Linked DNA regions of Mus musculus: all the other regions are linked to region 2. The links are chromatin loops, found by intact Hi-C in ENCODE. Cell type or tissue: heart. All regions are shown on one strand. Each heading gives the region's core, and the rest is flanking DNA. Links, peaks and the distances in the headings are about the cores only.

Region 1 (10,305 bases), core at 2,792-7,791, 80 kb before region 2:
AGGAGGTCGGTGACCCCAGTTGCTGTCTTGCTGCAGGGATCCTTCAAAACCGACTTGACAGGCTCTGCCAAAAGTTTAACTGTGCAAAGCTTTTGATAAAGTCACCCCTGGGAATTTTATTTCTTACACAGAAGTACACATAAATGTATTTAACAGGGCACTGTCCCCAATAAGGAAAAGAGAGCAAGCCAATACATGCTCAACAAAGGGAGACAGTTTAACTGTCAAAGTCAGTTTAGAGGAGTGTTTAAAGGATTTTTTTTTTCAGTGAGATACAGACCCTTATGCTTGTATGAAGCCTTCCTCACAGCAGAAAAAACCATCTAAGTGTTTTCCCTCTATTTCTGCATTTTTTTAGACAGGGCCTCCCTTGATAGCCCATGTTGACTGGAAACTCACTATGGAGTCTTGAATTTTTGATCCTCCTGCTTCAGGCCACAGGCATTCACCACTAGTCCATGCCCAGGTGTAATGTAAAGATATGCATATATGTTTATGTATATAATATATTGTGGAAGAGTTCGCAGAAACTCTTAGTAGTATTAGCTCTGGGGAGAGTGCCTGGAACCGGGGGTAGGACACTCACATGTGCTCTTCTTAAGTGTTTGCCTGTTTTGGTAAGGGTGTAGATTTAGATTGCAGTGTTTATGAAAAGGAAAACTATTTTTTAAATAATTGATGAGAGGAGCTAGAAAATTTGGGAATCAAACTAAAATAGCAAGGTTCATCACTCACCCAACATGGCCATATTATTTATAGACTAGACAATGATTTTCCTTAGAAGGATAGCTTCTTTGGGTGTCCCGTGGCCTTCAAACTCTGCCCAAGGTCATTTGCTAACAGGAGGAGGGAGGAAGTCCTTGCACCACGTACAGGGAACGCCTGGAGAAAGGCCTGGATTCTCAGAGTCAGTAAAAGGAGGGTTTGCTCATCTTATTACAGATTTCAGCTTGAGGTTTAGAAATTGTGATCCCCATTGTGCAATTGAGGAAACAGGGTCAGAAACCGAGGTGCCTTGATCCAAGTTACACAGCTAATCAACGGTAGAGATTACAGTGGAGTCTTATCCACCACAAGGCCCGTATTCTTCCACGTGTTGTGACATCTCAGTGCTCTCTGGCTTCTGGAGTCTTGGGTTGGTAAATGTTGATTATCATCTCCATAGCAACAGTCCTGCTCTGCACCCTCACCCCACATACCTCCCTCACTTTCTGTACTTCTCATTAGCCTCAGGGCCTGCTCCCTTGGTGAATAAAGCCAACTGCTGTGAGCCCTAACATCCATAATCTCCCACACAGTCTCCAAATACCTTTATCTGGCCACACTCCCTATTATTGCTGCAAGTCCTTCTTCAGCCTTTCTCTCTCTCTCTCTCTCTCTCTCTCTCTCTCTCTCTCTCTTTCTTTCTTTCCTTCTCTCTCTCTCTCTTTCTTCCTTCCTTCCTTCCTTCCTTCCTTCCTTCCTTCCTTCCTTTCTTTCTTTCTTTCTTTCTTTCTTTCTTTCTTTCTTTCTTTCTCTTTCACATTTTTTATAATTGTATGCTCAAAAAAAAAAAAAAGATGAAAACCATACTTGAGGTCCTCTTCTCTTCTATTACTTACATACTAGAGTTCAAAGTTCACCTTCTTCCCATATACATATTTCTGGTACTTCTGTGAAAGCCTGTACACAGTCGACCTTACAGTTCTTTAGTTAAAGAGCACAGGACGCTGACTCCATCTTTCCGTGTGAGAGGATTTCTATCGCAGGGTCTATAGAGCTCAGGGTAGGTTCCTAACGATGAGGTGTAGGACAGATGGGTCATTCCAGTTCTAAGCAGGCTACATGGCTTGTCCAGACCACCTTGTTCCACTGGAGGACAGCCTGGGATGATTCTTACCCTCTATAGTAGATACTAACACATAAAGGGTTAGATTGACCACTGTGTGTAACACCAAAAACTTGTCAGCCTATACCACACTCATGAAGGTACCGAATCAACCATGGCAGCCCAGTGTGAGTCTACAAACTTAATCTGAAAAGCATCCATTTCTGTTCTTATCTTCTCCTACTCCTAAAGCTGCCCAAGACAAGGAATGTGCATATTGTCTGGAACTTAGCAAGCAGGACAGTACCTGTGTGTGTGTGTGTGTGTGTGTGTGTGTGTGTAACTGGGGCATTATTTAACACGTTTTCCTAAAGGACATTTGTTTCCTTTGAACATTTACTCTTTTGCCATTAATTTATGTATTCACTTTACATCCCGATCACAGCCCCCCTCTCCTTCTAGTTCCCCCTCACATAGCCCCTCCTCTACTCCCTCTCCCCTTCTCCTCTAAGACGGGGGGGGGGGGGGGGGGGGACACGGACTCACCCTGGGTACCAATCCATCTTGACATATCAAATCCCTGTCAGACTAGGCACCATCTCTCCCACTGAGGCCAGACAAGGTATCCCGGTTAGGATCCACCGGCAGGCAACAGAGTGAGGAACAGCCTCAGCCTCCGCATGACCACACCATTTTAGTTTGATGTGCTGAGATACCAAGGAGCCTGACAATTGGAGCTTAGGGACTAGTTGGAGTGGGGGATGGGCAGAGAGATCCAGACCCCCACAGAGAGCTAATGATAGCACCTAGGACAAGGGCATCCATGGAGCCATTGCATAAACAGAGAGGTGGTTGGAAGATGGAGGATTTAATAAGGAGGAAGACAGAAAGCGCCCGCACAGCGCTCCGCACAGAGTAGGTGTTCAATAAATGTCAAGGAGTCTGATTCTCACATCAAACATCCAGCTGGGCGAACGGTGCACAGAGGAGGGAGGCTGCCTCTGACAGCCACGGTTCTTCCTCCCCCACTCTTCCACCATCTGCTCCATCCTGGTCGGATCATGAGAAACACATCGAGTTCTTTCCCTCCTCCGAAGGGAAAAGCTGCTCCTTATGCCAGGAACCCCGTGTTCCCAGATCTTGGCAGGGCTGGCTCCCCCTTGTCCTTCAGGCCTCAGGCTAAATGCTACCTCCTCAGAGAGGCCTTTTCTAGTCACTTCTCCCTCCAGGGCTCTCTGTCACATCATGCTTTTATTCCTCCTGACAATTGGCAGGAGCTGGAATGACTTGGGTTGGCTTCTGTGCCTGCTTTTTGTCCCAATAGACTTCAACCTCAGAAAGAGAAACCAGCTGTGTTTCTCATGGCTGGGACTCCTTAGGCTAGATGTGCTGATGCCTGGTTGGCATGTGGTCAGTCCCTGGGCAGATGATATAGTCTCACAGGCGAAGGTCTATGTGACCAGGGCCTCACAGGGAGAACCGGAGTTTACCACAGGAAGTTAGCAGAGAGGTCAGGGCTGGTCAGTGTTGCTCTGAGCCGCTCTGTCCAGGGGAAGACAGAGCTCTGAGTCCAGAAACAGCATTAGACATTTGAATGGAAATGCTTTGGGGTGACATGGAAAGGCGTGGGTGCCACTAGTACAGTTATGGCCCCTCCATTGAATTGAGGGCTTCCAGTATCCTTCTGAGCGAGATGTGTGTGTGTGTGTGTGTGTGTGTGTGTGTGTGTGTGTGTGTGTGAGTGAGTGAAGGGGGGAAGGGACTACCTACTGGTCAGAAGAGATCTTATCCAATGGCCAAACCTAGTTTCCAAACACAATTCTTAACAAAGATTGTAAGAATTGCCATGTGTTGGGCAAGCACTAAGCTCCAACCACTCCACTAGCCATTTCATGTACAGCATTCTATTTAAGGCTCAGACATCACAGGAGATGTCATTATTCAGTGTCCGAAGGTAAGTGGGAAAGAGTGACTAAGATGTCTGGGGTCACAGAGCTGGGCCATGAGGAAGAGAAGTTCAAACACAGCTGCCTCCTACTCCAAAGCCAGTGCTCTTAGCTACAATCTTTCTGGGCAGAATTATCTCACAGGTGAATCAATTCATTGAGTTTGGCGCAGTCCTTGCAGACTGAGTCATTCTAAATCAGACTGCCCGAACCTGTTCCTCTCCCGGAAACTGATCCCTTAACTGCCAAAGTCAAGGCCAAGACTCTGGAAAACTCTGGTAACCTGACAGTGCATTTGCTGTGCCCTTTCCCAATTAGAGAGTTGTTCTTCTCTAGGGCAGAAGAACCACAAGAAGCAGGGTTTAATTACCGGACATATCTTGCTTTGCTCAGCCCAGGAGGGGCATGGTTAGAAACTCAGAGAGGCAGGCACACTGCTCGGAATGCCAGCTCCTGTATTCAGTAACCACATGACCTCGCATGGGCATGTTTCCTTGTGGATTGCATCGTAACCCTCACCTGTGAGTGTAAATGTGGGTCAGAACAATCTCACAGTGTTGCTGTGGGGATTACAGGAAGATGCATGTCAAATGTCAAGCACTTTGCTCCTCTTCCAGCAAGCCCTCTATGCAGTTGCTAGCCTTTCCCCTTATTGTGAATAGTGTCCAGGCAGGGGCACAGCTGATCGAGTGGGTTGGAATCGAGGCACGACTGCTCAGCCACTGGCTTTGGGTGTAGATTGTCCCCCTGGATTCCTCATCTTTAAACTCTGAATAACTTAGTAAGCTTTGAGGGTGACAGCCATCCTTAAGTCAAAGCTGTCTTCTGTTGGGAAATTAACCAACACCAGAGGCAGGGGATGCCTGGCCTCAGATGGATGGCATCTGCACCGTCTGACTCCCAATGGTACATCCTGAGCGTGGGCTCCAGTGTGTGCTGTACCAGCTTGTCTGCACAGTAGCCTGCTGTTTAACTTGGAGCATTGGAGGGCAATCAGCACAAGAATTGCAGAAAGAGAGACTTCAGAGCCTAGTCTGTGCACATTGTGAGTCCATTCTGTAGGAATCTTAGTGGGTGGTGGCAGGTCATTGTCTTCCCCATGGGAAGGAGGTTTATAGATGGTTTGTATATGTGTGTGTGTGCTCGTGCGTGCACGCGCTCCTGAATGTGGCAAAGCACTGTCTTTTCACAGGTAGAAAACCTCAGATCATTTGGCACCCTAGTTTCTCAGTAACTGAAAGCGGGCTCTGGGAGTGAGTGGGTGGGATGTGGTGCTGAGATGCTGAGGCCTTCAAGGTCCCCAAAGAGTACCTGGGTCTGTAGGCTTTTATTAAGTTTCTGTCACATGGCCCATGACCAGTCAGTTACCAACACTGTGTCCTAGAGGACCCAGACTTCCCAATCACCTTTGTCTGGAACAATCCCTTCCTGGGGCCAAGTAGATTAAACATTCATGGCCAACAAAAGCTTACGCTTACCTCCCTCTCATGCCTGTAATTGTGACCTGTCCTAATGCTTGGAGCCCTGGCTGCTGCTCCTCTGATTTCTTTTATGGGTCCTAGTGAGTACCCTGGGGTGTTACCTATCTGTGCTTGCAGGTTTCCACTAACCTAACCTTTCTTGTCAGTCAGGCCGAGGGGTGTTCCCTGAACCACCCAAAGGCCACACAGTAAAAATACACCAAGCCAGGAAGAGTATGTCCCTCTGAGCTTACATTTCTTTTGCTTGAAAACTGGAGACACTGGACGAGCTCCTAATAGTTCAATCTGTACAAATGACTTATTCCGTCCAACCCTCCATCCACTATGGAACATAGTTTTAGCACCTCTCAATCTCAATTCGGAACGGCACAGGAAAAGTAAGTCTCTCACACCATGGTAAGAAGACAACCCGGCAAAACAAAGTCAAGGTGGGTCTGTGGGAGGGGGCAAGATGACTAGCTTCTCTGAGCCTGCGCACAGGGTGATCTGGGCGCAGGCGTTGCAGACTTGTGGGTCACAAAAGTCGCTCCCTCCTCTTGTAGAGCCTCCTCCTGTCTCCCCAGCATTACTCGGCGCCCTGAAATGCCTGCCTCCCCGCAGCGGGTGCCGGTTGTCCTCCAGAGGGCGGCACAAAGGTCTCCTTGTGGGTCTGCAGCCCGGGGAGGGCGGGGGAGCGCCGAGCCTCCTGGTGACTCACGCCCTTGCCATTTCCTTTGTGCGCCCCGCTCCAGCGCGTGGCTGCGGGCGGGGGCGCGGCTTTGGCGCTGGCGGTGCGGGCGCCCCGGGAAGCCGCCGCGCGCTTTCATGTGGGCAGGGGGCTCCCGGCACGCGAGGCCGGCCCACGCGCACAGCCTCCCGGAGGCCCGCGGCATCTGGATCGGCTGCGGTGGCGACATGCTCGCAGCCTGGCTTCTTCAGGGCTCAAAGCAGAGCACCCGCCCTTGGGGAGGCATGTGGTCCCCAGCAGGCGCTGCTCCGCGGCTGGTCTCCTCCGAGGGCGCGTCCTTGTGGAAAAGTGAAAATTAACCACGGCAGGGAAGGGCTCGCACGGCTTGCTGCGCGATCTGGGGGATCTCTAGTCCCAGCTCTAGAGTCCCATCAGCAGCTGCCAAAAAGGCTGTGCAGGGGACATGTCTGCAAGCCATCTGCATCCAGCAACTTGCCAAGGTGATGATGCCTGGATACCAGGCAGAGCAGTGGATCCAGTGAGCGATGGCCTGCCTGGGAGCCGGGAGATAGTCTTCCCCAGCATCTGTTAACAGTGGGCTCCCAAGTCCCCCTCTTTCCGGTGCCTGCCCTGGTTTCATCTCTGCCCATGCGCAGTTTCCTTTGCCACAGAGACACTCTAAGCAACTTGTACATCACCGCAGCATTTTCACAAGCTGTTCTCAGCAAGGAAAGCCCATCCCATCCTCCTGAAGGACACCTGGCCTTCAGCCGGAAGCTGCTCCTTAGAGTCTGGTTGAATGCTACTTTTGTGCACTCCTCTGAGAAAGAATATTTACAGAGCCTTGCGGCAGCCTGGATAGTTATCCAGGGTCGTGCTATGACTCTTCCTTTATACAAAGGCAAGCGGTAGGCTGAAATAGCACATGAGTGAGTGAGCAAGAGAGTGAGCAAGCAAGAGACTGGTTAAATGAAAGACTTGGGAAAGGCCATTTCACTGACTACTGACTAGCCCTGGGTGGTGTTCGATAAACCCTATTGGAATCCCAAGGAACCAGAGTAACTCTTTGGTTGTGCAAAGAGTTTGTCTGGGCTCCCAGGTGCAGGCTGCAGTGCACTTGGGAGATGCTTGCTCTCAGCGAGGAAGGACCCACCAAGACCAAAGGAAACACCGTTGGTATCAAGATCTAGGGCCAAAGCCAGCGTGCGGATCTATCAAGATTCTAGAGGAATATGGAAACAAAACCAAGCACGATATAACAAGGCTCATTCTGCCTTCCCCTTGTGCCAGCTCAGTTCTGATAACACATAGTGGGTACAGAGAGCATCGCTCCTCCCCACTCCTGTGCCCAATTGCCACCAGTGTTTAAAGTTTGCAGAGCCTTCCCAAGTGTGCTCACTGGGGATGATTGCATGGGTGTGGAACTCTTCTTCCCAGATTTTAAGATGGTCATCAAGCTGAGCATGGTGGCTCAAGTCTTTATTCCCAACACGCGAGAGGCAGAGGCGGGAAGATCTATGAGGTCCATGACAGCCTGGTCTACAGAGCAAGTTTCAGGACTACATATGGAAACCGTGTCTTGAAAACAAAAACAAAACTAGCCAAGTAACCAAAAACATAAAGAACATAAGGTTTCCATAGTTCAATGAATCCTGAGATTTTTAGTGAATATTAGGCAATACAAAGCGACATGACACGTGGTTCTTGCCACCAGGAGCACTCAAACTTGACCAAGGAAGAAGTATGTGATCAACATGATAGAAACATCATGGAAGCCGGGGCCAAGATAAAGGTGAGGTCTGTTCTCTGTGAGGTCAGAGAAGACCACAAAGAAGCTTGTAGAAGGGACCTTGAGGGGTGGACAAGAGTCCTCTGAAGACAGAGTGACTGTGAGGAAAGCTCTGAGAGACAGGTGCTGTGACAAGGGAAGTGTGACACCATATGGTCACAGCCTTTCATTGTATGGGTATGGCTGCTGCCTTTGGCTAGATGATATTAACCCTTTTGACTTTTTGAGTTGACAGAGACGATCAGAGCAAACACGGTTTATAAACTTGAAATTCCTGGAAGTTCCTTTAAGGCCCTTTCTTTGGGTGTTACCAAGTGTCTGGGGCAATTAATTGACCTTACATGTTGCTGTGAGTAACCCTCCCATAGGGAGTGTAAATTTGAGCATCTTTGCTGGTTAAATTGATAACGGGTGTGTGTTAGGGGGTGATAAAATGAATCTTTGTGTCTCCCCACCCCATGATTCATAGGTTGAAGTCCTAAGCATCAATGTAATGGTATTAGGCAATGGGGCCTGTGGAAGGCAATTAGGTCACACGGGTAAAGGCCTCGTGAACAGGATTAATGCTCTGAGTTGAGAGCCTTCAGGCAATGTTCTCCCCTTCTTCCTTCTAATAAGGATACCACAGACCTGCAGTCTCTCTAGAGCAGCAGTCATCAAGCTGTGGCCCTTCACAGGGATCACGTACATATCAGATATTTACACTAGGACTCCTAACAGTAGCAAACTTACAGTTATGAAGTAGCAACAAAATAATTTTATGGTTGGAGGTCAGCACAACATGAGGAACTGCATTAAAGGGCCGCAGCATTAGAAAGGCTGAGGACCACCGCTCTAGAACCAGGTAAACACACACCAGAACCCCACACAGACCACATGCCCTGATTTCAGACCTCTGGCTTCGAAAAGATTGAAACGTAGTTTCTCATACCAGCCAGTCTGTAGTAATTTGCTATCACAGACAGAACTGACAAGATGGCAAGGGCTGTAAGGAATTCAAAGAAGGGTTTGAGAAGGAACAAGTACAGAATTGCAGGCAGAAGGAAATGATCCACCAGGGAGGTAAAACCAGTGCACGATACTGCAGGCTCAGCCACAACCTACCTTAACTGATGACCAGGGCCTCTTCTGCCATCACATCATTTGATAGGATACCTGTGCGTCTAACCTCTGAATCCACAAGCTCCATCATCTTTTTTCTCTTCCCTATTTCTCATCCTGTGGTCCCTAGAATTTCCTCTGCTGGCCACTGAGGAACAGAGCAGAGATACCCATTCAGTCCAGCCTGTCTGCTTTCAGCCTCTTTTGCTCTAGGGCTCCCTTCTTAAAACAATCCTCCACTGACTCCTTCACATGCCTCTTTGTCCCAGTCAGTTCTAGCTGCAGTCACAAGCTGGCACAGACTGAGTGGCATGAAATTATTGTTCCTGTGTCTCTTGGAACAAAACAAAAACGCAAGTAGAAGGTTCCGAAGGGGGTGCATCTCAGCATCTCCAGGCCCTCCGACCAACCCTGAGACCATCTTCAGCATCTCAGGCCCCAGAAGCCATTAGCAAGCAGAAGCATCCCAATAAACCTGGTGAGGCTGCTGGGAAATAGCCAACACAATCACCGTTCTTGGATCCGTGATGTTACATCCCTGTGCTGGAGAGCTTCTTGTAGACATTGATGTTTAAGATTTGTTAGAATAGTTACTCAACAAATTGATAGTCAGAGGAAGCCCTTGCATCTTGTCTCCAAGTTCTAGCCTCTTACTGGAATAGGAACTTTGGGAAGGAAAATATTAACTGGGTTCAGACTGTAACCCAAAGTCACGAGTCCACTCCTGGATCAATCACTGGCCAGGAAGTGTTATACGGGTCCTACTCTTCTAACAAGATGGCTTGAAGAGAAAGAAACACTGGAGAATTCAGGACTAAGAAATATGGCTGTGGGACAGGTTGTTCAGATAGGATATAATGAAGTGTGTAGGTATGGGACTTAGATATAGAGAGTCACATGAGTCTACAAGACCAAAGTGGTTGTGATTGTCAGAATGAGTCTGCGATGAGTTGTAAGAACCTCAGTTTCTATCCGCTGTAGCTTAGGCAAAGTACCTTTATTCTGGATTTTCTTAAAGTGGCCACCATGGGCTGGAGAGATGGCATAGTGGTTTAAAGCATTGGTTGCTCTTGTAGAAGTCCCAGGTTTGATTGTCAGCACCCACATACTGGTTTAAAACAGTCTGTGACTTCAGTCCTAGGCAGATTGGATACTTTCTGGCCTCCAGATAAGCATGTGGTACGCAGACATAACATTCAGCTAAACACCTGGGCACATAAAATAAAAACAATACAATTCTTTAAACTTAAGTGAAGTGGCCACTCTGAAAGACCTCATCATCAAGTAGCTCTTCATTTAAATGGTGGGGACTTAGGAACTGCTCTCTCTTCAAGGCTAAGTGATCCTTCCAGAGGTGTTATCTGAAAAAGAAGCTCATGAAGGATGGGAACAGGTCAGGTATCGCTATATGCCGACCACCAGAGGTCCTTCCACATCTTAGGACACTTGCTCCATGAAGCCGGAATTGCGGTCCTTTTCAGAGTGTTCTGTGAAGGAGCAGGGCGTTTTTCCAG
Region 2 (10,305 bases), core at 2,954-7,953:
AACAAAGCCTACTGCTCCAGGCTGGTCCAGGGCTCTCTATTCTTGCACACAGGTGAACCACCCCTCATTGCTGTACCTGAGTCACTCCTGCCAGTTTGAGAGCCACAAGAGACACCACAACATCACATATCCCCTTTTGAAACCAGAAACAACTAATTTCATGCCTCCATGATTATTTCCAGAACTCCATATCCAGCTTACAAATGAAGACTCGAAATCCCTAAAACCATAGGGAAAGGGTTGCTGAACTCAAAGGGTGATAAATAGCAAGTGCTTCTCTCAGGATCTGGGGTGGAGGTGTTGGAAAGTGTTCCTCCCTGTCATTTAGGTTGACCCAGCAAAGTAGTGTTCTTATCTAGGGCAAGGCCTGTGATCACCTTACCCTACTGGCACACAGCATTGCTAAACTAGCAAGGTCATGAGCATTCAAGTTTCCCCATTTTGCAGCAACCTCTCTGAGGTGGAGATGGGTATACTTCTAATAGAGAAACAAGGAAGAAAAAAAAAACCTGCTAGTTATGTGTTTCTGCTTAATCTGAGATATCCCCCTTGGACTCATGTTTGTGCCCAAGTGCATTCGTACACATCCTTTTGATTAAACTAATTGTTTACCCATAATGCACTTCTTAAAACAAAGATAAACACTACCCCAAGGCTGGTACCTAGGGACAGACCCCTTCCTCTAACTTGGCTAGTTTCACCTCAACTTGATACCATCTAGTGTTCTTTTGGGAAGAAGATTCTCAAGAAAATGCCTCCGTATGATCTGCCTGTAGGCAAGTCTGTAGGGCATTTTTTAAAACTAGTGATTGATGTGCGAGGGCTCAGCCCTTGGTGTGGGTGGTACCATCCCTGGGATGGCGGTCCTGAGTGCTATAAGAAAGCAGGTTAGGTACGCTGAGAGGGAGTAAGTCAGAAGTGTCCATTCTCCATGGCCTTTGCATCAGTACCCGCCTACAGATTCAGGCTGAGTTTCTACCCCGATCCTTCAAAGACAGACTACATACGATGCAGAAGTGCGAGCTGGAATAATGCCTTTTGGTCATTTCATTTCATCAATAGAAACCCTAACTAGGACACCCTCGTTCCCTAGTTTACTTAGAAGTCCAGGATTTGACATCAGAAGAAATGGGACAAGGAGCCTGCCTTTGACCTTAACTGGGTACTTAACCTGGGGCAAGCCTTTGTAGGGAGCGTGCTTCCTGACACACAAAATACAAAGTTGTTCACACCAGGTTGGTGAGCAGGAGAAGAATAAAGCCCTTGACAATGCTTTGGAAGCTGAACGGTGGTCCTCAAACCAATCATATCACTATGTATTTATTTTGTTATCTATGTGTATGTGAGTATGTCTGGACCTGTATGAAATTATGTGGGCTATGTGTGTGTGTGTGTGTGTGTGTGTGTGTGTGTGTGTGTGTGTGTGTGTGTGTGTAGGAGCCAGCAGGGGTCAGAAGAGGTATAAGGACCCTGGAACTGGAACTATAGGCAGTGTGAGTGTTGGGAATGAACTGGTCTTCTGCATGAGCAGTAAGCACTTTTAACAGCTCTTGACCTTAGGAATCTGGGACACTCACAAGCTCTAGAAAGAGGGGGTTTCCCTTCAAATGCTCAGTGTTAATGAGCACAAATGGGCAGGAGTGGGGGGTGCAGTTTGTACCTACGGGAGAGAGTCTATCCCGTTCTCTCGGTGAGGCCTCTCCTGTACCTGCACTACGTCATGAGGAAGTGAGCTCTCATCACTGGAGAGGTTTGATAAATAACCACCCACTAGAGGAGCAGCAAGGGGGACATAGAACCACCATCGAGGCCAGAGGTTCTCAACCTGTGGGTCGCGACCCCTTAGGGAGTCAAATGAACCTTTTGCAGAGGTTACCTAAGACCGATAATTTACATTATGATTCATCACAGTAGCAAAATTACAGTTATGAAGTCGCAGGAAAAATAATGTCATGGTTGGGGGTCACCATGTCATGAGGAACCATATTAAAGCATTAGGAAGGTTGAAAACCACTGGTCTAGATGTTGGATTGATGACGGTTTCTATGAACCTCTTTGGTTTTCATCTTGTTTTGTTATTTTTGTTTGTTTGTTTTGTTTTGTTTTGTTTGTTTGTTTGTTTTAACAATCTTTTCAAGTTTATCCTTTCAATTTTCTAAAGAAAATATTTCTTTTATTTTTTGAGATTCTAATACAATTACATCATCTCCCCCTTCTTTTCCCTCCCTTCAAATCCTCCTGGCTCTCCTTCAAATTTATGCCCTCTTTAAAAAAACACACACACACACACACACACACACACATTTATTTATTTATTTTATGTATGTGAGTACACTCTCTTGAGACATACCAGTGGAGGGCATCAAATCCCATTACAGATGGTTGTGAGCCACCATGTGTGTGCTGGGAATTGAACTCAGGACCTCTGGAAGAGTAGTCAGTGCTCTTCACCACTGAGCCATCTCTCCAGCCCCTATGCCCTCTTTTTTCATTAATTGCTATTACGTATACCTAGGTACATATTTTAATTACATAAGTAAAAGCAGAAAGCTGAGATGGAGAGCTGACTCAGTTGCAGTGCACTGGATGCTTTCCAGAGAATCTAGCTTTGGTTGGAGCACCCACATCAGGTGGCTCACAGACTCTGGCAACTCCAGCTTAAGGGGTTTAGTACCATCTTCTGGTCTCCATGGACACACATATATACACACAGAGACACACATAAATATAAAACTAAAAACAAATATTGTCGAACAGCAACAAAGCTGATTGACTTCGAAGGGCACCCAGCTTCAGAAGGGTACGTGGTCTCTGTCCTACTGAGGATCGCTGTTGATTCAGACCCATTCAAACCCAGGACACTACAGTTCTCTCTGAGAGCATGCAGATTCATGCTGAAGGAGTAAGAATGACATTCACATGACAGAGCTCTAGATAATAGAGCAGAAAGGCCAACTCCATGACCCTGTCCCATGCTTTAGGATGTCATGTTTGTCCACCCTGCACATTCTGCTGCCAACCTTTCCCAAGGGTGGATGTGCCCCTGTGTTGTCCACTCAGAAAGAAGTCAAAACAGATTCTCCAAGCCTGATGCTCAATCTCCTCTTTCTGACTCCAATCAGTGTGACCAACCGATGTGACCCTCTGTGGTCACCTAACCAACCCTCGCTCTCTCTCCCCTGTTGTCACTCCACACTGAATTGTCCTTTCACCCATCTCTGCATGGCAGAGACCAATTCAGAGATCCAGTGTCACTGCCTCCAGCAACCCTTCCTTGCTCACTGTCAGCAGAAGTGAGTTCCTCTGCCCTGACCTCAAGACATCTCTCCTTCCCTTGTAGGACTTGGTCTCTATATTAGAGTTAGTTAGAGGCACACACCAGCCCTTAAGTTTGAATTCCTCGTGATGAAGTCTTATGTCCCTCTCCTCCTTCACCCTCTCCTCGATGCCCTACACAATACTCAACATTAGTTAAGTCTTTGGAGTCGAGTGAGCAGATAAATCAATTTTTCCCTTCCCAACACGAAAACCACCAGCCAGTTGGCTCAATGAATCCTCACCCTTCCCTCCCCCGCCCTGAGTGCCGGTCTGGTGATTCCAGCTGCATCTGGAACACAGACAGAGACCTAAGAGATGTCATGAAATACGGATCACTGGAAAACGGAAAGCAGCGAGGAAAACTCAATCAGTAACATGTCACGGAATGCAGGATCGGGAGCCAGGGTTGGTGGCACATCTGTGACCCCAGCATTGGGAGTGTGAGATGGGAAGGAAGATTCAGTCTGGGACACACAGTGAAGACCCTGTTTCAAAAGGAAAACACCCCTAAACCCATGGGTTGGTGATTAGTCACCACTTCATCCCCAAACCCAGGACATATTTGTAAAGGCTGTTTGGGTTGGTCGGCTTGTCTGTTAAACCTCGTGGTAATCAAACGCTGGTTTAGTTCTTAGGAATTGTTTTGTTCCTACTCAGAGATGATATTTACGCCAATATCCAGTGTTAGAGGAGGGGCTGGGAGGGGCTGTGTTCTGGTGATGACAGCACCCCAGGCTGAGGAACAGAGATGGGCCCTACAGTTCGGGGAATGTAGACACGACAGAAGGACATTCCCTCTAGCCTTGGCTAAGTCCCTATGAGAAGCTGCACCCCCCACCCCCAGGGTGAGAGGAAGTAGACATAACTTCCCCAGCTGTCTTCCCCATACCTTTAAGCCCTTTCTCAGTGCCTTCCACAAAAGGTTCTGTGGGTCTACTTACACAGTAGCACATTGTTGGCCAAAGCAAGGTTTCAAGTGACAAGGGAGAAACTGGAAGCTGGGGAAACAGGGCTCCCGTTGGCCCCAGGCCCCAGGGCCCTTGCTTCCAATGCTGGGGTTTAAAGTGGGTTTAGAGGAAACGGACAACTTCTGAGTCGGAGTTTCACGTTACCATTTCCTCTTTGTGGCTTCATCGAGACCACGGGTAGATATATATGACTCCGTATTAGCTAAACTGACCTCCAACCCCTATAAGCCTACCCCTGAGAACTCAGGGGAGAGAGTGGGGGAATAGCCATCTGCAGGGGGTAGAAGAGAGCCTGGGATGTCTTGCCCTAGATCCTCAGCGTCCCTGCCACCCACCGTCCAAGGCAAACACAGCAGCCATCCCCGGAAGCAAGCAATTAGATGCTCCCCGGGGAGGCCTGTAAATTCCTAACTTCTCCCTTCAGGAGGTTAAAAGTAATAGGGTTGCTGGGATTATTTATGTTTCTCTGTCTGGATGAATGTGTATTGGGAGGTGTGTGTGTGTGTGTGTGTGTGTGTGTGTGTGTGGGTGTGTGTGTGTGTGTGTGTGTGTGTGTGTTGTGCATGCGCGTGATCCATCCTCCCATCTCCTGTCTTACACAACTAGCTGCTATTTACACACCAGATGATCCCTGCAGGAAAAGGCAAGTCCCCAGCCGCTGTGGAATTTTAAGAGAGCTTCCTGGAATGCCCTTGTGGGATGTCTGGTTCTAATTGCCTCCGTCAGCGGAGCTGGCAAGCTGGCAGGCGCAATGAGAGGTGAAATTGAACAGATTCCAGTTCACATCAGACCCCCAGCCCTGCCAGAGTCCCCCAGGGCCCGGAAAAGAAAACAAATGTGGCCCAGGCAGTGGAGGGCCTGGGGAGGGGGGTGCGGGGGGGGGGTGTAGAACGCTAGACTGGGAGTTGGAGCAGGAAGATTACTGTCCCAGAGCAGCGGCTTCTGACTGGCTTCACTTTGTGCTAATCACTTAGTCTTGTGGGCCTCCTGTGTTCAGCTGCCAAATGAGTGGTCTCCCAGGCCTCTTCCTAGTCTAAGATGGGGGTCGGGAGGAAAGCGTCCAGCTGTCCCTGTGGTGGGTTGAAGGGTCAGTGGTTTTGTCTTCGGACTTTTGAATCAGATTTTTTTTTTTAACATTTTAGATCTTTAAGCATGATGGGAGGTGAGAGGCTTCAATCCACCTACTAGAACCTAGTGCTGTTCCAAGCTAGCCCTTGTCCCTCTCCCACAGCTCCTCTAGGGATGACTGAAGGTCTTGAGGTCTTAACACAAATCTCTGCCAGAAAGGAGACAAAATCCACAGTTCCTTAGTGCCCCCTATGGGTCCAAAGATGGAGACACTTGAAAGAGGCTGCCCAAGAAGCCACTCTCCTCCCCCCTTGTTCCCCCAGCCTCCAGGGCATCTCTGGCTCCTAGCTCAGAGCCAGAAGGCTCAAACTGATCCCTAATTTAAGGTGAATTTTTCTTTCTTTTAAGACTGTTGTTTTAAGGCACAGACTAAATTAATTTAGTCAGTTCCCCCAACAGGCTATAGATTGAGTGCTTCCCAAGGGGTCCATGGTATGTGTAAAGCGACACGGTTTATCAAATACAGACGCTTGCTGTTTATCATCTTGCCCTTGCTAAGCCTAGCATCAGCTTGACCCCCTAGCCCACAGCTGACACATGTGTGTCTTCAGGCATCAGGGGCTCACTTTTGAGTATGTGTAGGGAAGTCGGCTTGGCCTAGACCAACCAAATCCTAGTCACCGAGACTTTTGCCAAATTGGGGCATAATTGGCAAAGATGTCTAAGAAGACATTTGTAGAGAGGCTGCAGTCCACAGGATCGCCAAGCATCCTAGAGCACGCCTTTCTCTTGGCTCTATTGCTTCACGGACTACGATGACCATGTAAGCCCCTGCCTTCTCAGTGCTTTCCAGAAAGAACGTGCCAAAATGCAAGGGTCACCATGGTGCTCCATCCAATAAGTCAGCCCCCTTACAGACCACCTGGGACTTCTGCTTGGATCTCATTGACCACTCTAGCCGCAAGAATGGCTGGAAATGTAGTCCTGTCTCCTCTCCTAATGACCTGAGTTCTTTTCCTAAGAAACAGGAGCAGATATAAGGGCAGTATCAAGAAAACTGTTGTGCCTGCTATTATGTGTCTGGAGAGGAGTGAGGGGGTACGCCACAGTCCTTTTCTTGGGGGTCACTGGCTTCCCTCTGCAGGAAGAGAGAAAGCTGTTGTGTGCAGTTCATCTGATCCAAGAGAACTCCTAAGCTTCTCACACAGGACTAGACTGCCAAGTTGGTGGGGAGAGATGGCATCTGTGGGATGATCTCTTCCAAGGCTAATGGCAGGCAGGTGATTCTGAGCCTGGCCTCTGGGCCTTTTCCTAAGGAAAACCATCCCAGGTCACTCAGGAGGTTTGCACTCAGATCTCAGCATACCTGTCTAGTGTTCACCACCTGGTCTGGGACCAAAGAGCAGCCTCCTTTCAAAGATTCTAATGGCTTTGTTCTAGTACCAACAGCGCTCAGAGGACATGAGGGGAAAGACTCTCACCCTACATTTGGATATATCCTCACTTCCCCACTCCCAACAAAGTCTGTTGCTATCTCTTCATTCGTTCTGCTGGGAGCCTGGGCCAGCCTGGCTCACAAAGCAAACATTTAAGTCTAAATATGGTATTTAAACTGTGGAATGCTGAGATTGGCATGGCTCAGTGAGTCCCCTGATGACTGGCCTCTGGCTCTCTGCTCCTGAGTGTCCCTGGCCCTTCAGATTTGGAGAGGAAACTCATCTCTAATTTGGTCCCTGGTTTTGAGCCAGTTGATGCTAAACTCCTGGTCCTGGGCACTTGGTGCTCCTCTGACTGTTGGGAGAAGAACAGAGGAATAGAAAATTTGCCTGTAATAGTTATTCCTTACTCTAGAACAAGATGTGCTGGCGAAAGAAGGGCCCAGGTAAAGGGAGGGGAAAGCTTTGACTAGCCCAGTGAGCTCCATTTTAAGGAACTGGTTTCTAACCTGGTGATGCTTCAATACTGCCCTATGGGGCTCAGTGAGTCACCTCTGCTGTAACGACCACCTCATTCTTCGAAAGCCAACTAGACCAAATGTCCTACTAAACTGTGTATCCTACTAAGGTGATGATTTTAATCATGCTCCAGTTGTTGCCACTCTTGTTTGATGTCACTCCCACCCCCAAAATACCTATTCTATCCTTCCTGTGACTTTCATGCTGGCTGCCCTTCCAGGAGACTAGGAGAATCAAATAGAACATTTCCTAGGATGGAATTTCCAGGAACAGAATGTGATTAAAAGTAGAGTCCTCTTCTTTGACAAGACTAGGGACAGAAATAACCAGCTCCAATTTATTAAGAACCATTTATCATGGAGTTATTGAAGCTATGTATGTTTGAGGTCTTTTCTTTTCTTTTCTTTTCTTCTCTTTTCTTTTCTAATTTGGTGCTTAAACATATATCATGGAAGGTCCTAGGCTCCTGGCCTCCACAGACAACCCCTCCCTCAGAGGACAGGTTTGTTTGTTTGTTTGTTTTCATTTCTCATAATATACTTAGGCAAAGACAGAGTATCACGTTTAGCACTTTGCAGGTTGACCATTTTTCTATTTATTTTTATGCTACTTAATGCTAAGTATTTAATACCTTGGAGCACCTGAGAACCTAAACTCTGGTTACATTAGCACTGCTTCTGAGCCAATGGAGCTGAAAGAAAAAAGAAAATCTGGTGTGTGTCCCATCTTCATTTCATGATGGAGTGAGGGACAAGGCTCACGACTGTGTCTTTGTTGTTGTTGTTGTTTTGTTTTGTTTTTTGTTTTTTTTGAGACAGGGTTTCTCTGTGTAGCCCTGGCTGTCCTGGAACTCACTCTGTAGACGGGGCTGGCCTCGAACTCAGAAATCTGCCTGCCTCCCAAGTGCTGGGTTTAAAGGTGTGTGCCACCACTGCCCGGAGACTGTGTCGTTTTGATAGGGCCTTCCCAGCGTGACTGTGGATACTAAAATTACCACTGAGGAAATTCAGCCATGCCCTTGCTTTCCCCCAGGTTCAACTCTAAAGTCTCCAAGTCACAATATCAGAGTAGCTGAAATGGGTAGCAATTAATTTGCATGACTCGTTTCTACCCCTGGATCATTATTTTCTTTACCAAGGGAGAGTTCTATACGACCGACCCCAAACAGTGGGTGGTCTCCTCACTTCCTAGAACACATACATGAGAAAAGCCATCAAGAATAGGTTTGCAGCCATCTCTCAACATATGTGTGATGATTATTGGTTTACTAACTATTAATAAGAATTGTCCCAAAGTTTCCATTTATACTGAGTGTACAGTACGGGGTTCTAGCTCAGACTATTCTATTTGGCTTTATGGTGAAGAAGGGGGTAAATTTAAACCTGCCATGAACTTGAAGGTATGGGTGTGTGTGTGTGTGCGTGTGCATGTGCGTGTGTAAAGACATAGTGCTTTGACATTTGTGAAGAGGAGAGAGGGACTGGCAACACACAGACATATCCCTGGGTTCCCAGAAAAGCACACTTCCATAGTGTACCGTAAGCAGTACATTATTGGGACAAGGTGGTAAGGGGTTGGAAAAAAAGTTCCTGCTTTATACCCTTCATCTACCTTCATTGTAATAAACACATAATAAATACAATTTAGTTACAAATGTAATAAAAAACAGAATACTATAATGTAATGTCTGGGTCAGTGGTTCCGAGGCGCTGGAGAATATTAGCTGTGACATGAGGGGATCATCTCAAAAGCAGGTCAGCAACACAGCTGGTGGTTCTGATTCTTTGATCTCAGCCTGGTCATCTCCTGCTACCCAAAGCCCTCCCAGGAGCCAAGGGTGGTACAGATCTAGGGGTCACAACTTTGTGTTACCTCTTCAAGTACAAGCTGAAGTGCACAGGTGCCTGCTGGCATGGGATGCTCCTCAGGCAAAGCAATCGAAAACGCTGATAGATTCCAGTCTTGGACCAACCAGAGGGTATCACAGAACCTGTCACGATGGGCTTGTCAGAAAGCACTGAAGGCATCAAATGTGTTCCTGTGGAGTCCTGAAGAGCCTGAAGAGCCAGAGACCAGCTATGGAACACAGAAGGCACAGTAGGAAAGCCCAAGTAGAATGTGTGTGTGTGCCCTACGTGTTAAAGACATAAGTCTCCTTACCACCCATGATTGCGGTGGGGTGGGGGCGTCTAGCACTCAGCAAACACTGCAGAACTTCCCAAGCTTCTCCTATGCACATTTCCTGTCACAGCAAGTATATTGGTTCAAGGTGGTCCCGTGGATGAAAACAAACGCGAGCCCCAGTGAAGAAACCATCTCAGGGATTGACCCCTTTAGGGACAGATCCCTACCCCTCTCTCCTCTGGCCACCAGAGGTGGTGCCTCCTGGGGGTCTCAAAGCTCACCAGGGTTCAAAGCACTCAGACAGGTGTCAGACATCCTCCCTCTTGGCCCTTCCAGCCCTCACTGCTCTCTGTCCCTGTCTCCCTTGCAGGCAGACTGCAGCTCAATTAGGAAGGCATTCCCAGACCTCTCTGGGACTGGCACGGCCACATTGTTTGCATTCCCTGCCTATGGCTGCAGCTCCCGAGCCAGGAGGCATGCAGATGCAGTCTGTCTGCATCAGACTCTTATCTATTTCTGAGAAAGGACAGGTCTTTTAAGTCACACTTCCAGACCCGCGACGACAATCAGGATGATCAGTAAAGTGTCTTCTGGGCATGACAGTCCTTCATGGGACTCTTTGGGTGGTATTCTAGGCCCATGGGGACTCCATGTTAACTGATTTCTAGTCCATGCTCACTCAGGAGGTAGCCACTGACAAGCAGGGATGGGGTGGATGTGGGTGGTGAAATGCGCTTTTGCACTGGGACAGTGGAAGATGTCAGAAGGGCTCGGTGTGCAACAGAGGGGCTGGATGACACTAAGAAAGTCCCCATGGGTTTTAGACAATGGTTATGGTAAAGAAAAAACAGTCTTTGTTGGCTGGTGTGAAG
Region 3 (10,305 bases), core at 5,174-10,173, 580 kb before region 2:
TTTTTTTTTTTTTTTTTTTTTTTTTAAGTAAGTCTTAGGAAAATCATGGCAAGCACTTAATAGAGGCTTTTTAGGATTTTGGGAATTTCATAAGACTTTTCCAACCCCATTTGTGTGTGTGTGTGTGTGTTGGTATGTCTGTTTTATCCTTATACAGAGTTTCTTTGTGTTGCTTTGGCTGTCCTGGAATTTACTCTATAGACCAGGCTGGCCTTGAGCTCACAGAAATCTGCCTGCCTTTGTCCCCTGAGTGGGATTAAAGGCGTGTGACCTCCTAGCTATGAGTTAATTCTTCCATTTCTGTCTGCTTTATTTATGTATTTGATTGTCACTAATTCCCTTACAGGATAAATGTTACATAAACAATTTTGAATCAAGTTTTGTTTTTTGTTTTTGGGTTTTTGTTTTGTTTTGTTTTTTAATCAAAATCAAGAGACACATTTTGACAAGCCGGGCGTGGTGGCGCACGCCTTTAATCCCAGCACCCGGGAGGCAGAGGCAGGCGGATTTCTGAGTTCGAGGCCAGCCTGGTCTACAAAGTGAGCTCCAGGACAGCCAGGGCTATACAGAGAAACCCTGTCTTGAAAAACCAAAAAAAAAAAAAAGAGAGAGAGAGAGAGACACACACATTTTGAGGATTTATTTCTGATTTCTATTTTCATGTATCTATTTTGCCAGTCGCTATGCATTATTTTAAGGTGGCCTTTTGCTTTCCCTGACAAATAACTCTAACTCAGAAAATTATTTGTTTATTTCTACTTAAGCAGTGGTGAGGGCTTTTAAAGTCAGTGAAATAGCCTGTGACGTACAGGTAAGACAAGGTTTCTCTGGCAAAAGGAAAGAGAAGCAGGCAAATCTGTTCCCTAGTATGAGAATGTTACAGCAGAGATCCTGACAGGATGGACAGATTATACTTAGACTGCTGTCAATCAATCAGAGCCCTATGAAAACCTTAATCTCACCTTGTCAGGAGTTGTGGCACACAATCTCACGCATGCGAAGTATCTGTAGAAGTACCATTTCATAGTTGAAGAATAGATTTACTGCATTAGAATCTGTTTCAAAACATGTTACCAGTGCTCTTTATAGAGTAGGTGATGTGTTCAAGGCTTCAGCTATCCTTAAGCCATGTGAGGGATTGAAGAGGATTGGCTGGAATTTCTTAAGTAGATCATTAACTCGTTTTCTTATACCTTTTTACCTAAATGGTGGGTTTTACCTAAATCCTGGGTTTTGTGTTGATAATGGCCTAAGATCCATGTTTCATGCCAGACTTGCTGTATAGGATATACAGTGCCATTTTGTGCTCTGCTCTATGGTAGAGTAATAGTGGCATGCATTGATAAGCATGAGCCTGAAGTCAGTTCCAATTTCTTTTTCCTCAAAGCGGTGTGATGCCTGTATGTTACTAGTTAGTTGTGGGCAAGACCAGAAAGAACTGGGGCCGAGGTCCTTCAGCTAGATCTCCTCTGTGACCAAATAGCTGTATTTTCTTTAGGTGACTTCATTATTGCAGAAGGTCACATTGGTTCAGGTCATTCTTCTCATGTGAAATACTAGTATTGATTGGAAAGGCATAGCCTAGGGAAACATACTGAATTTTTACATTCTCCAAGAAGATCTCTAACTCCCAGTGCAGGTGTGTTTTAAAGAGGTGTTTATTTGCTTATTTAGTCAAATAGGTCTTTTAAGTTCCCTATAAAGTATTTGAGTTAGAAATACCCAGATTTTTTTTTTTTGTTTCTTTTTTGTTTGTTTGTTTTTGATTTTTGAGACAGGATTTCTCTGGATAACAGCTCTGGTTGTCCTAGAACTCACTCTGTAGACCAGGCTGGCCTCAAAGTCAGAAATCTGTCTGCCTGTCTCCTAAATGCTGGGATTAAAAGCATGCACCACCACACTCAGCTCAAGGAAATTCCCAATTTTTCAACCACAATAAAATGGCAAAAACATACATGTTCTTTACTAATGCATCTTTTCTTAAAAAGTCTAGGTATTGGTTCTCATTCATTCATTCATTCATTCATTTATTTATTTATTTTTGGTTTTTCGAGACAGGGTTTCTCTGTGTAGCCCTGGCTGTCCTGGAACTCACTCTGTAGACCAGGCTGGCCTCGAACTCAGAAATCCGCCTGCCTCTGCCTCCCGGGTGCTGGGATTAAAGGCGTGCGCCACCAGAGCTCGGCTTGGTTCTTAATTTTTATTTATTTATTTATTTGTTTATTATAAAAGTTTTTATTTCATGTGAACTTCTGTCTCTAAAAGTGTTCATGGGAGGAAATGAACACTATGCTATGGGAAATAGTCCATAGCATTTAGAATTGGCATGTCCCACAGACTGGTCTGTTCTGGAAACCACTAAGTAAATGAGAATTTTGGCCTCAGTTCTGTGGTGTTTGGGTTTGTTTGTTTGTTTGTTTTTAAGATGTATTTATTTATTTATACAGCATTCTGCCTGCATGTATGTCTGCAGGCCAGAAGAGGGTACCAGATCTCATTATAGATGGTTGTGAGCCACCATGTGGTTGTTGGGAATTGAACTCAGGACCTCCAGAAGAGCAGTCCGTGCTCTTAACCTCTGAGCCATCTCTCCAGCCCAGTCTGTGGTTTTAAGAAAGCATTTTTTGGAGCTCTACTTTTAGAAAAGAGTTCTAATTTTAGAGAGATTAGTTTTCCTTTTCCATCAGATTCTTCTGAGTGTAATGCTTGCTTCTCTTTCAGTGGCAACTCTCTCTAGCTCCCTTCCTTTTCCTCTCCCTCCCATCCTCCAGCAAGGACCACTTGGCAGTGTCTAGAGACAATTTTAGGTATCAGGTTTTGACACGGAATAGGTAGAGGCCACTGGTGTTGCTAAATAAATGTACACAGACAACAATCCCTGCCAAAGAATTTTATAGCCCAGTGTGTCTCCCATCCTGAAGTAGAAACTCCAGGGGAAGGGAAGAAGCAAGGGCAGACAGCTGCTGGGAGCCTTACCCAGGGCACGTGTAGTGCTGACTGCTGCAGTCCTTCCTCTGCACTGCCACGTCAGTGTTCCTCAGCTCTAGAGAGGCCCAGGAGAGCTCAGACTACAGCTCCCCAATCACTGTGTTAGTGTTGGGAGAGAACACCCCTTTCTTCTTTTCCTTACCGTACTCATGGGGACCATTGATTTGGCTTGAAGATTTCAGAGCTATAGGCTGCAATCTAGGCTCCACACTAATTCTAGGTGGCTTAATTGGGAAGTCATGGGAGAACGAGAATTTTGCTGTGCACTATTACCCTGTTGAGTATATACCTCATTTGTGAAAATCTGTGAACTGTAGCCATTTTGCAGCTTGAAAATCTATATGAAAATACTGTTTCAACTTACTCATATAGAATACTAATTTGGGTTGTATTTGCTTTATATTTAGAGTTGATCTGGAAGATTTATGAAAACCACAATACATGCAATGCATGAAAATGTTTCCTAAACAACTGCTGGTTGTGAAAAGCTGGCCATTAGAATGTACAACTAGGAATGTCTCAGAAGCAAGATCTTTATGAACATTCTGTATGGTTCTCTGCTGACCTGTGAGACAAGGGTCTCAGGAATTCTGTTTGGCTACACTAACCATTCCAAATTAATTAAGTCTAGGAATCCAGTGTTCTTCTGCTTCGGGGACTGAAACTTTGCTCTGGGGAGATCCCAGTGTTCATTCTAAGCCCTGTGACTAAATAGCCGTAGTGTTGCACAGTGACTGACTCTCTCCCCTTGCTTTCCTCTCCCGATTTCTCACTTTGTCATACCTGTAGCCTTTAGTTTTCTCTTCCAGTGAACTGTGGTATTTTGGGGGGAGATGTGTGTGGTACATTTATGTGTAGTGTCACCAACCTATATATAGTGTATCTTTTTGTATGGAGATAAAGAACAAACATGTTTCTAACTATGGTGGAGTAGGGGGATCTCAGGTGTTACTTGTGACTTAACGTATAATGAATATACATTGTTTTAAACAGATGTGAAAAGTACACACATACCCACAAATGTTGGAAGAATGCTGTGCAGTTATAATGCCATTTGTGATTAGCTTTAATTATATTGCTTGCCTTAGCTTCCAGGGGGTATAGAACAGTGAATTTAGAGGGGGAATGTGTGTGTCTATGTCTTATCCCATTACTTTTGGTTTTCTGCCTGTTGTATATCATCTCCACTCAAAAGATTCATCTGCACAGACAAGCATGATGTGTTTCTCTGACGCTTTAGCAGTGCTACTGTAAATGAAAGTGACAGCTTTCATATTTAGGAACAATGATCTTTTCCACAATTGGACTGAAGACTTGAAGCACAGGAAAGGAGTACAATGCAGTAACTGATTGTTGTGGTGCAAGCACACTCGGAAGGAAACTGCTAGCTTTGCTGTGGATTCTTTTTTAAAAAGAATAATAGCACAGCTGCACTCCCCCAAGTCCACCCCCACCCCTACTTCGATTTCCTTTCTTTTTTTTTTTTTTTTTAATGTAGGATCTCACTGTATAACACTGCTGACTTTGAACTCACTTTGTAAACTAGGCTAGCCTCAAACTTGTGAAGCTCTTCTTGCCTCTCCTGAGTATTAGTTATTACAGGCACATTCCATCGTGCATATCTAAAAGCCTTCATTGTGATGATAATAGAGGTTACTTGGAGAATAATCTTTAAATCTTCTAGTTTCCCCAAGATTGTAATTCAGCTTATCTGTGACTACCATTTTGCCTTTAAATCCTTGGGAGCAATGCAGTGCAGTGTTCTATCTACAAACTGAAGAAGAGGGGCAGAGTTACTGATGGCTGTCTTACTGAAATGAGAGAAGGTCCTTGGGGGATTTAGTTTTCAGAGCTTTCATTTTGAAGTACTTTTGGTCCTTTCTATTGCCTACTCTTTGCCTTAATTGATCGATGGATCAGCTGTATGAGGCAGAACTTTCACTTTGTAGCTTAAATTGGCCCAATGCTTGCTGTTTAGCTCAGTCTGGTGGTGAACTTCACAATGTCCTGCCTTGGACTCCCCAGTGCTAGGATTGCAGATGCTACACATGCCAGGCTCCTGTTGGCCAATTAAGAATTGTGTTTCAAGTATACGTTGTAACACATTTGCCTTCCTTAGCCGTAGGTACTTTGGATGTTCATAATTAGAATGCTCATCTGGTATGCTGTACCTTCATTTTGTACAATTGCTCCTATCCAGGTTAGAGTGTAGTATGGGCTGGGTCAAAATTTTACTTGGGAGAAGTAATAGCCAAAATAATTTATGAGCTGTTTTCAGAGGTGAAGTATGGAGCACCATTCCTGGCCAAAGCTGTGGTTTTCAAAGATGTGATCCTCCCCACCCACCCTCCCCAAATGTGACAGTGAGATCCTGATCTTCACCTTAAGGTGTTTGCTTCATGCTTTGTGTTTTGAAAGTGATATTCGCAGTAACAATGACATCTTTCACTGCCCTCTTATTAAAGTGACCGGTGGGTATGGGTAATCTAAGAGTAATTTGAGATAGAGTAGGAGGATTTCCAAATTAAATACTAAAAATATCTTCTCAGTATTTTCTGTTAGAGAGTATATCAGTACACAAGACACATGCACAAAACTAAAGGAGCTGGGGGAAAAAAATCCTCTTTAAAAGTAATCTGTTCCTAAATTGAAAGCTGGCTTTTTTGCATGAAGTTTTTCCTAGTTATTTGTTGTATTTAGAAGTTATTTCATATTGTTCTGTGCACAATGCATGCTTTAACCAAAAAAGCCCTTACTCTGGTGTTTTTCCTTTCCTAGGAGTCAGTGGATCGGTGGGGAAAATGCTGTTTGTCCTGGGCCCTGAGCTGTAGAAAGAAAACTCCAAAAGCAAAGTACATGTACTTAGCACAGGAGCTCCGCTTTGATCCTGAGTGGCCGCCTAAACCTCAGACAACGACGGAAGCCAAAGCTGTAGTAAAGGAGAATGGATCATGTCAGATTATCACCATAGCATAACAAAGGCTGCTCTCTGTGCTAGTAGCAGTGCTCAGCAGCATGCACTGTTGAGCTTTTCTGACGCTGTGTCAGAATGGCACTAGTTCAGTTTATATCCCTCTCATAATATGGCAGTTCATTAAAATACAAAGCAGTAAAATGTCATTTGCTGTACGATTATTAACTATAAATCTGGCTATTTCTTCATCCAGTAACCTAAATATGATATATACTTTATATTGGGTATGAGAGATCTGTGTTTGGGTTTTATAGATTTTAGCTTTTGACACGTTTGCCTCTTTAAATTTACTTTTCATAAATCCCCTTATTAGAAAGTTCTTTTACATATAGGCCCCAAAATTGTGATTATTAAAAATATAGTTAATTGTGATTAGCCTCCAGTGAAAATAGGTTGAAAGCCTGTTTTGATCCAGTGTTTTCTCCCAAAGAACTCTACGTTAAACATACACCAGTTTTCTTTTATGACCTGGAGTTAGGAGTGAGTTTGTGTGTTGTTGATAGAGCAACTCAGGTAATTTCCATTTCTGGTTTTATATTCTCTGTATCTCCTGCCTGGGTGTCACTTTCTAGACAGTAAGGCGCTCCACTGCTTGCTGTCTGAGATATCCTTCATAGTATTCCATGGCTCCCATACTGCAGTCTAGTTAAGCAAAGAACTCTCACTAGAAAGGTTTATTTCAGCCGGGTGTGGTGGTGGTGCACGCCTTTAATCCCAGCATTCGGGAGGGAGGCAGGGGCAGGCGGATTTCTAAATTCCAGGACAGCCTGGGCTATACAGAGAAACCCTGTCTTGAACCCCCCCCCCCCCCGCCACCCCCAAAAAAAGGTTTATTTCTGAGCAGCCAGGCATGATAAGTAAAGGCCCCTAGTCCTGCACAGGAGGCTGAGGCAGGAGAATTGTTTAGTCCTGGAATAGATAGTAAAAGCCTGTCTCAGAATACACAAGCAGAGAAGGATCGGGGTTATGTCTCTTGGCAGTAGATCCCATTCATACCTCTTCAAACCTATTTGTTTTTTTTCTTTTGGGACTTATATGATTTTAAATATTTCATATTCTCCCTCCCACTCCTACTCTCCCTCCTTCCCTCTCTCCATCCCTTCCTCCTACCTAAAGGAATGGAATGATGCTGTTTTTGTTTTGAGTTTGACCTTAACCTTGCTATGTCTCTCCTTTGAATAATGGGGCTTAAAAGAATAATGAACATGGAATTTGAATTACTTTTACAAAGCAATATGAACTTGTAGAGCTTGTCTTGTGCCATTAGGTGGCACCAGAGATCATCACATACCTATTTTGTAACAAGTGAGCTTGAGAAAATTAAGAAAATATATACATTTATTTAGCCAAAAGGAATGAAGAAAGCATTTACACATTTGTGTTTTATCTGATTCTGTTCAGTTCTCAAGGAACTTTCACAATGCTTTCCTAGGTAGGACCTGGCAGTTTGGCAGTGCCTTCAGTTTAGCATTGCTATAAAATGAACCCTGAATTAGCGAAACAGTGTAACATTATTCTGTGTTCTTTATTAGCTAACTACAAGTGTATGCTTTCCACTCTGGTTGATCATTAGTTCCCTAGTACATACTTAAAAGTTTACCAAATGTTAACCAGATTTTTGAAACCTCCCCCCCCCCCTATTTATTTATTTTTTATGTTGGAAATACCCGAATGATGTTTGGTAATTGTAGAAAAAGTAAATGTGTCTCAGGATCACTATTACTGCTGTTGCCACTAGTGATTCCTAGGAAATACATAATTGACTTTTTCCAACAAAATGTATATTATTACATGTTAGATAATAAGAACAATTGTCCCGTGAATGATTCTATGAAGCTATGCATCTTAGACCTCTTGAGCTGTGAATTAGCACTATTTTCTATGGTTACTTATTATCTATTGTTTTATACTTTCTATGTTCATTTCAAATAATGTTAATGTTATTCAATCATTTTCTGAATTGTTAACTCTTATTCTTTGGTTTAAATACTGAAACATGATTAATTGCTAACTACAGCTTAGAAACCCAATATCAGTTGTACTTAACATCTTTAAGAGCATGATCATAAAGGCTATTTTGACAGTTCATTTTAACATTTAGAGTTGATAAGGGTTTATATCTCATCTGTCCATATTGTTTGCAAAGGAACAAGGTTTTATGTAGGTGAGAGAAAGCATTTGTACGAAGTTAGATTTGAACATAGATAAGATAGGTTATTCCAGTTGAGAATATTGTTCGAAGAATGTCTGTGAATGCAGACATGGGTCCTGCTTAGTGCCATAGGTAGACTGAGTCTTCTGTAAGTCATCATTACATAGTAATTTTGGTTCTGAATTTTACATTAAATTATTTGAATATATACAGACCTAAATTTTAAAATCTGTACATATATTATTTTGATGTATTAAGATTGATAATATTGCTGATTTAAATTTTATTTATGCACATACTTAAAGGACAGAAATGTCTGGTAAAGTAATTGTTAAATAATGATATGTAGCTTTTTAACTTTTTAAATAAATAAGATTTTTTAATGTGGGTCTCCCTCAGGGTTGTTTAAAGTTGTTTGTTTTCCTCCCTTACATATAAATAAATAATGGTAACCGGTTTCTATCTTGTAGCACCAACTGCTGTAAGGGAATGCTGCAGACAGTGCTTGGGCGAGTGTGGCGCCAACAAGCCTGAGATTCAAACGCTTTCCATTTAAGCAAACCTCTTCTTGTTTTTATACTTCATTTTGTTTCCCATGTTGATGAAAGTACTGCACAGTTTCAAAGGCATGGTAAATAATGTGTTTCTTTCATATATATTTTTTTCCAAAAGCAGCAAAAATTCATATCCAGTGAAGATCAACTTCAAGCTTTAGAGAACATCTAATATCTCATGCATGCAGTTTTGTTGTATCAATTAAAAGGGTTTTGTATATTTATGGTGGGAGGCTACTGGGAACTTTTAACAAAATAGGGAATTAACTTTTGTACAGTCTGGGCATTTACATGTATTTTTAATGTATTACAATTTGGTAATTATGTGCACATGAAATTAATAAAAGTTACTTCCTGTTATAATTTGTGAATTCCCTGAGACCGTGGATTTTTTTTAAGTAACTTTATATATCAGAAATGACACATCTTTATATTTTTAAAATTGTATTGCTGCTCAAGAATGGTACCCTTTTGTCAAAAAGGTAGATATTCATAATTGTACATTCAGCATTGTAAATACCATATGAAATCCTTTTTGATTAAAGCTATTCAAAATAAAAAATTTTAATGAATTAAATATGTCAATATTTTTTCCTGGATCCTTACACACTTGTTTGATTATGTGGCTACAGCTAGCTCTCTCAGAAACAGTTTCACTGTAGATGGGGTTTCGTTGTTTTTGCCTGGGAGGCTGGTTGAGAGGAAGGCAGCTTGGCTATTTAGTTTGATGGACTGGTTGGGGGAAGAGCTGGCTGGCTGGTGCACACTGCAAGCAGAATGGCAGTTGGGGACTCTGGGGTTGCTGCTTGGTGAAAACCAGAGCCAGCCAGACTTTTTGAAGTAAGGTCCAGGGATCCCTCTGCCTACTGTGCTTAGCTCCCCTTGTGAAGTTCCAGGGATTGAATGAGTCTTCATGCTTACAAGGCAAGCATTTTGCTTATCTAGCTATCTCCCCAGGCTCTGGATCTTGTTCTTAAAGTGGGTGAAAAGTGGAAAATAGTGATAGAAGCATATTTAACGTAACTCTGCCTCTTAGGTACATACAAAGAGATCTGTACCCCTGGATCTGAATGCTAAGGGAAACAGCGTGAGAGCATTTAAAGGAATTGGTGGGTATTCCCCCTTGGAGGGATCTACTTGATAATCTGTGACTTGACAACCAATAGATAATAGCACTTATAAAGAATGTCTATGTTATAGTTACATATAGGAAAAATGAGCACAGCTGGACATTGTGATGCATTCTTTGTGATTCCCAAACTCTAGGACACTAAGGCCAGAAGATTGTAAATTTGAAGCTAGCATGAGCTACATATACATAGCCAAGTTGTTGAGAGAAAAATAGACATAAAAGGGGAACTCGAGTTTCTCAGAAGCTGAAGAACAGGTGGCCCTTCACTGTAAAGAAAGACATCAAGTTTGTCATTATACAGAAATGCAACGTTATAAAGCATATTGAGACCATAGGTTGGTAGATTGGTATGCCATTTTGCTCTTTGGGCTGAGCCTAAGCCTAAGGAATAGGCATCATGGAAACAATCTGAATGACCAGGATTGAAGTCCAGGTCAGAGACGTGAAGACCAGGAGTTCTTACACACAGTGTGGCACTGTGGCAATACAACCACGGTGGTAGGCA

What was found. Peaks named below come from ENCODE experiments on the same cell type or tissue, not always from the same donor. Only the 100,000 strongest peaks of a DNase experiment are listed, where the experiment ranks them.
Region 1: a loop joins it to region 2, with 4 times the contacts of the local background. A loop is called at or near these places in 17 of 42 quality-filtered maps.
Region 3: a loop joins it to region 2, with 2.1 times the contacts of the local background. A loop is called at or near these places in 5 of 42 quality-filtered maps.

Annotation. Positions count from the first base shown.
Region 1 is chr16:29,809,790-29,820,094 of GRCm38, reverse strand. Gm46567 (predicted gene, 46567) reads right to left here and starts at 6,545. Exons shown (of 1, transcript NR_164311.1): 1 at 5,062-6,545. In heart, for the core only: a CTCF peak has its summit at 5,853 (motif pointing right); DNase peaks (open chromatin) are centred at 3,064 and 5,914; H3K4me3 peaks cover 1,326 bases; H3K27ac peaks cover 3,256 bases; H3K27me3 peaks cover 1,622 bases.
Region 2 is chr16:29,729,790-29,740,094 of GRCm38, reverse strand. No RefSeq gene overlaps it. Among named protein-coding and RNA genes, the nearest start is that of Gm46567, 79 kb to the left of the region's middle. In heart, for the core only: a CTCF peak has its summit at 5,606; DNase peaks (open chromatin) are centred at 4,374, 4,634, 4,994, 5,544 and 1 weaker place; H3K4me3 peaks cover 1,015 bases; H3K27ac peaks cover 1,848 bases; H3K27me3 peaks cover 2,117 bases.
Region 3 is chr16:30,311,363-30,321,667 of GRCm38, reverse strand. Atp13a3 (ATPase type 13A3) reads left to right here. Exons shown (of 34, transcript NM_001128096.1): 34 at 5,767-9,245. The coding sequence ends at 5,964. Among named protein-coding and RNA genes, the nearest start is that of Gp5, 5.7 kb to the right of the region's middle. In heart, for the core only: a CTCF peak has its summit at 7,224 (motif pointing right); no DNase peak of the experiment used is centred there; H3K27me3 peaks cover 908 bases.